Linked DNA regions of Homo sapiens: region 1 is linked to region 2. The links are chromatin contacts, found by Hi-C or POLR2A ChIA-PET in ENCODE. All regions are on one chromosome and are shown on one strand. The core of a region is the stretch at or near the end of the contact, and the rest is flanking DNA. Distances in the headings are between cores, read along the strand shown. Region 1 has its middle 77 kb from the start of CTTNBP2. Region 2 holds the start of CTTNBP2 (cortactin binding protein 2).

Region 1 (3,278 bases), core at 148-2,647, 77 kb before region 2:
AGGCTCTAAAAAACAAAACAAAACCCAACAAAACAAAAAACTCCACTACAGGCCTACATGGTCTCCCCCATCCACCCCTCAAGACAAACCTTTAAAATATCCAAGAATAGAAACACAAATAGGTAGTGGGTCACAGACGCACTGAAATATGACCCAATTCAAACATAGGAAGTGCAGTTGCTTCAGTGGGTTGGAGCAAGTCACAGTGAGCATTCTGACACATTTGCCTCTGGTGGTGAGATTAATTGATGTACACTGGCCGGTTGCACTGCCCATGGGGAGCTTGGATACTATTGTACAATTTAGTTATTGTACACTTGATAGTATTGTACAATTCAGTTATTGTACACTTGAGATCTAATTCTTTGCATAAATTCCGGGAGTCACTCCTTCAGGACACTGGTGCACTTCTTTTTCCAGAGGAAATTTAAAAAGAGAAAGTTAATAGGGTGAACTACAGCTCCACTGCTGCTGCTACTCAATTTACACTCATCATCTCCCTTCACGTTGTCCATTCTAGATCTCCTTCACCTTCAGCTAGCATCTCTGCTGGTCTCAGTGGCTCACCCAGTGGCATGACTCGGTCCCGCATGTTTTAGAAATCTGAGCCCCCTGAGCACTGTACCCTTTGCAGATCGTGGTTGCTGTCTAAAGAGACACTCAAGTGAATCATGTAAGAACAATTGTTTAGCATAGTCATAGCTCAGGTATTCCTTGGAAAAAGGATGAAACGATACCTTTAGTTATGACTGTCTGATCACTCACAGGGAATAATTTTTCTCCTTGCTAACTCATTGGCATTTCCATTCCTTCCATCTCCCATCTCTTCTCTTTTTCTCTCATGCTTAATATGTATCAAGCATAGTTCTAAGTACTTCACATATAGTAACTTACTTAGTTCTCACAACAACCCTGAGATAGGTATATGTTATCCTCATTTTAGAGATTAACAGTAGTGTGCAAATAAGTTAAAGAAGTATCCTTAGTCACACAGGAAGTACATCTGGGGACCAAGATTTGACCCGATGCAGCCTGCTCCAGAGTCCATGCCTGTAACCACAGATGCTATTCAGGTATCAGTTAAAGTCATAAACTACACATACTTCCTACTTCCCAGTCTTGGTTAACAATGTGCTTGCTTATTGATAAAGGTCGCTAAAAATACTTGGCTCAATCCAAAGCACCTTAGTCAGCTTTTAGCTAATTTGCAAGTCTGTAAGATAGTTGTGGCTGAAATTGCTAGTTCCAAACAGCACTGCTTTACTTTGGACTGAATTTCAGTTGCAGCTGGCATTGTGGGCCTATTTGATTGACTCATTTATTCTTCATCTCCAGCCTGAAGCTCATCTGCAGCCTTTCAGCACTCCGCGTTCCAGCCACACCCTGTAACCTGCTGCATGTTTCCGCCTCTGTGCTTGGCCTGTGCTATTCCCACTGCCCATAGTGCCCTTTTCTTCCTTCTGGACCTTGGAAACATATTCCCATTCTTCCAGCCCTACCATGCCAGCCACTGGGGAGTGATGGTAACGTTACAATAACTTACTTATGCATCCTTTGCCCCCTTCAGATTGAACTCCTGATGATATAACAATGCATTATTCTTTTAGTGTCATTTCCCTATTTAATACCCTAGCACTTTGGGAAGCTAAGGCAGGTGGATTGCCTGAGCTCAGAAGTTCGATACCAGCCTGGGCAACATGGTGAAACCCTGTCTCTACTAAAATACAAAAAATTAGCTGGGCATGGTGGCCTGTGCCTGTAATCCCAGCTACTCGGGAGGCTGAGGCACAAGAATTGCTTGAACCCGGGAGGTGGGGGTTGCAGTAAGTTGAGATGGCACCACTGCAGTCTGCACTCCAGCCTGGGCAACAGAGCAAGATTCTGTCTCCAAAAGAAAAAAAAAAATTAATACCGTAAAGACACCAGGTTAATGTATAAAAATTTTCCCACGATAATTTTAAATGTGACAAAAACCCTTTTGAAGGTATCTGGCATTAAAACACATTAATAATTCCTTTTATGAAAGAGTTGTCCTGAGCCGAGTTCATAATCCTCTTACTTTCACTGTAAGACCTTCAACCTCTAAGGAAAGAAGCAGTGTAAGCAGAGAAATTAGCTGGGTTGTGATACACTCTCAAGTGACACATCAGCCACACCCACAGGGATCTTTGCAGCTTTGACGGTCCTCCAGAATGATGCCAGGTTGGGGCACAGAGGCTGGATACTTTTTACTCCTTCATCAACCAGTCATTGGATGTAGGCTCTCCTTAGAAGGGAGCATGACATTGACAAGGGCAAATGCCGAACAAAGGTGACATCCAAGGCTGTTTTCTGATAATAATCCCAGCAGGTAAGGGAATAAGTCTGCATCATTCCTGAAGGGGGAGGTGGAGGGCACATCACAACATCTACTCCAATGTACCCCTGTACAGTTCAGATCTAATTCTTTGTATAAATTCTGGGAGTCACTCCTTCAGGACACTGGTGCACTTCTTTTTCTGGAGGAAATTTAAAAAGAGAAAGTTAATAGAGTGAACTACAGCTCCACTGCTGCTGCAACTCAATTTATACTCACCATCTCCCTTCACATTGTCCATTCTTGATCTCCTTCACCTTCAGCTAGCATCTCTGCTGGTCTCAGTGGCTCACCCAGTGGCATGACTCAGTCCTGCATCCTTTAGAAATCTGAGCTCCTTGAGCACTGTGCACTTTGCAGACCATGGTTGCTGTCTAAAGAGACACTCAACTGACTCATGTAAGAACAAACATATTTCTTCCTGCCCTCGTTGTGAAGCATTAGCCTAACTTCAGTTTCAGTTAACCCTGACAAGATGATTACTTCACAGTGCCCAGGTGGCAGTAGCAGTTAGAGTTCAGTGTGACTCTTGATGTGTCCTCTGGTGGAAGGGTTCCTCCTTTGGAACCGGGACCCCTAGACACACAGAGCTCAGAGTTGTCGGGATGGGAAGCACAAACTCCTCAAATGGGTGCTGGGGAGCGGTGGTAAACAAGCCACTCCTGCTTCCACCCCTCAGTCCTTGCCCATGCATTCTACCTGTTGAGAACACAATCTCCTATTATACTTGCTGATTCAGAGTGTGCGCTGCATCCTGGAGTATGGTCGTCTGTCCTCTGAGCTGGTGCTTCAGCAGGGTAATCCTCTCAGCTGTGCCTTCAGCAGGAGGGGCCATTGCTCTTCCAGGCCAGCACCTTCTAGGTGGTAAAGTATGTGATATGGCCTCACCCTCACACCTTTTTTGCTGTGAAGTAGGGCTCTT
Region 2 (3,364 bases), core at 318-2,817:
AAATAAATAAATAAATAAATAAATAAGTACCTGTACTCACAGGATAACCTGGAGATGATTTCTAAGCCTCTGACTTTTAGCCCCAGAGTTCTAGGTAAAGTTCTTTCTTGACCTCTCTTCTGGGAGGGAACTTTTCACAGTTTATTAATCAATCCCTTTCAGGGTCTTTGCAGAAAAGATTTTCTCTGCCCTGGTTTGTGTCATATTTGGGTCTAATTTGGAAAGTGGAGCAATTAAAGAGTCAAAACCTTTCATTAGGAGCCTGCCATTAAAAAAAGAAGAAAGAAAGAAAGAAAGAAAAAAGGAAAAAAAAAAAAAAAGCTTTGATCTGTAACCCTTGGACTGAACATTCTAGTCATTCATCTTCCAAAATTTCAAGTGCAAGATTTGGTTGTGGTTTGATTTTACGTCTTTGAGACACAGCTTGAATGTCTCAATTTGATTTTATGCATTCGACACATTTTTAGGGATCTGGTGATTTGGGAAGGGCTGTACCATATGGTCTTGGTGAGGTGATAGATTTTCACATTCTGGAAATTGGCAGCAAAGGGTAGGAACTGAATTAGATGTGGAAAGGGAAGATTAAGCGTTTGGGCCTAATTCACTCATCTCATGAAAAATCTTCTGAGACGTGTAATTCCCATAAAATCTATTTTTACAAATACGGCTTTTGTTTGATTGTTTTTGGTGTATATGTACACGTGTCCTCACACGTAGGGAGTAATTTTTTTAAATTCTCTCAAAAGTAGAGGACATGACATTTAGCTTTTAAAGCTATGACATTTAACACTTCTCAGTTAGTCCTTCAGGAGAGATCTCAGACTTAGGGGGGTCACAGAATATAAAACAGCCCGCTACACATTCCCTGAAAAGGAGATTGTATAGAAAGTTAGGAGCTGAGGGGCTGGTGCCACGTTCTAAAAGAAAACAGGACAGACAAATCGTTTTCATCTGAGAATTGTTTTTGGAGAAACACTAGAGTCAACGATAGAATAAATCAGAGCCAGGTGTGTATATATATAGGGAGGATAAAAACACCCTGGCGGCAATGAAATTTAAGAAAGAGCAATTTAAGAAGAAAGGGGTGCCCTGTGTGATTCCTCGCGGTGGGATAGAGGGAGCTGAAGTGTAGGATTTTCCCTGATCTTTCAGAGAATTCAGATTCAGGAGGCCTGACATTTAATCTGGTCTGTGCACGGATTTCTCCGGCTTGGTTGGGGTTCTGCGGAATGCAACGCTCCTCGGGCGCTTTCTGCCTTCACCTCTTCCGTGGTCTTTGATCCCCAGTCCCCGCGCAGGGCCGCAGCGGAGCCAGGTCGTGCGCCCATTTCTCGCACCTCCACGAGCCCGCGGCTGGCGCCACCGGGCGCGGGACGCGGGGCGCGGGGCGGGACCGAGGCGGGGCGCTCCGGCGCGCAGCGGGTTAAGCGGCGAGGGCGGTGGCGAGGGGCGGAGGGAGTGCCGCGGCTCCCGGCTCCCGGCTCCAGGCGCCCGCGTCCCGGACAGCAGCGGGTTAAGTGCCGCCCGCGCGGAGACGGCTGAGTCCGGAGCCGCGGCTCCGAGCTCGCATTCGGATCCGCTAGAGCAGGAAGATGGCGACGGACGGCGCGAGCTGCGAGCCCGACTTGTCCCGGGCCCCGGAGGACGCGGCGGGGGCCGCGGCGGAGGCGGCGGTAACCGAGTTCCCGGGGCGGGCGCGGGGCTAGTGTAGACGCGGGCCGGGGGCGGCGCCGGGGTCCCAGCCGGACCCGACTTCGCACCCCCGGGGCGTTCCGTAAGCCCGGGACTCTCCGGTGCCCCTTCATCGGGGCCCCCCTTCCTCGGGATGCCCACACGGCGGAGGCCGCGGGGGGGAGCGGAGCGGCCACCCTGGCTGGGGATCCCTCCTGTCCCTTCCGCGCCCCACGGGAAGCGGCCCCGGGTCGCCCGGTTCTCCCAGCTCCCTGTCTGCGTCCAGTGCGACCCCTATGCCCACTCCCTCCGCTGCGGTCGCTTCTGGCCGGGGGAGAAGGCTGGGACGTGTTTCCTGGCGAATTTGACCCCCCATTGTTCACCTCTCGCTGCGCGCGTGGTTGCCAGCGCGTGTCTCGGGGGTGCCTGGTACCGCTCAGCGGACCCGGGAGAGCAGCTTGGGGGAGGTGGGCCATCGCCCAGCAGGTGTGGGGATGCCCATTGTGTGCATCTGGTCCTGTGCCTTCGGGAGGCCCACTGGGAGAGGGCCGTGTCCAGATGTGGGCGCTGCTGCCGCTGAGGCCAGCGCTTTAGGTCCTAGCAGCCTGCTGCCCCATTACTTGGTGGTAGTGATTGGGGTGGGGTGGATGGATTGGTTCTTCCCGAGACGATGCTCAGGAGAGGTGGAGGTTCTGCACCTGGTTTCAAGACATTGTTCTCCTTCTCTGGAGTCTAGAGGCCGAATGCGCTACCATTCTTGACTGGTCCTTACTTTCACCCCCTTAATATTCCGGTGTAGAGACTCGCTGGTGGTTTCCAGCCTCTACTTTGGGGAAGGGCTGGACCCACATTTCCTGGGTGGAAAAGGTTCTCGGTGTTTGGGAAGCAGCTTCGCAGGAGCTGCAAGGAGCTGCAGAGAAAGGCAGATCTGGGAGCGCCTCCCACTCTTGGCCAGATCTGGCTGCTCCCGCCGAAGGATGGGGTGGGATGGAGCGAGCGGGGCGTGGACGCCCCCCTCTTCCTATCAAGACCTGAGCAGAATCAGTGCAGGAGAGGGCAGGGCCGGGCGTAAACAGCGGGGGCCGCTTTAACTTCCTCCCACCCTCTGGAGGTAGGGCTTTCTGGAGAGGGAGAGGAGAGATGTGGAGGAAGGTACTTGGGGTGAGAGGAGCTGAGCCTGGCAATGGAAGGAGAAACGGGGAGGAGGACTGCTAATTTCCACTTGTAAAACTGGCAAGTTTTGATTTGAACTTTTGGGAAAATTGAGTTTCCATTCTTTGCATAGAAAATGAGAACTTTAAGATTTCAAACGAAACCTGCCCACTTATGTGAATCAGCTCCCCTCTGTGGGGCACAGTAAGGAAACTAGCTATTGAGACAAGGCTCTCTGGCAAGTGGAAATGATTTGGTGCCTTCATCCCCAAAAGGTGGGAAGGGGAAGGACGAGGAAAAAGAAAGAGGGTGTGTGTGTGTGTGTGTGTGTGTGTGTGTGAAGGGGAAGGACGAAAAAGAAAGAGGGTGTGTGTGTGTGTGTGTGTGTGTGGTGTGTTTCTTGTTCCCCAGAAAGGTTGAATTTGTTTACTTAATCCACTCAGAATGGGTTTCTGTTACCCTCAATATTTTAATCACCTGACAATTAACCCAAACACAAACATCTGACTGATGGTCTGTAGAGCTGATATATAGTTTTGTT

The links. A loop is a pair of places that touch in the nucleus more often than their neighbours do. ChIA-PET counts read pairs that join two places held with the same protein, here RNA polymerase II (POLR2A).
Region 1: a loop to region 2 is called in a map of PC-3, with 4 times the contacts of the local background. The contact joins the enhancer-like site here to the promoter of CTTNBP2 in region 2. A Hi-C loop is called at or near these places in 3 of 168 maps with a recorded cell type or tissue (A673, PC-3 and chondrocyte). POLR2A ChIA-PET finds 5 or more read pairs at or near these places in 1 of 52 experiments (A673).

Annotation. Positions count from the first base shown.
Region 1 is chr7:117,948,855-117,952,132 of GRCh38, reverse strand. No RefSeq gene overlaps it. Among named protein-coding and RNA genes, the nearest start is that of CTTNBP2, 77 kb to the right of the region's middle. RefSeq lists an enhancer at 298-1,497. Within about 2 kb of position 1,397, at least 3 of the 41 ENCODE cell types and tissues checked have a DNase peak (open chromatin) inside an H3K27ac peak, as active enhancers do; they include PC-3, where a contact is called at or near this core.
Region 2 is chr7:117,871,644-117,875,007 of GRCh38, reverse strand. CTTNBP2 (cortactin binding protein 2) reads left to right here and starts at 1,567. Exons shown (of 23, transcript NM_033427.3): 1 at 1,567-1,673. The coding sequence starts at 1,593.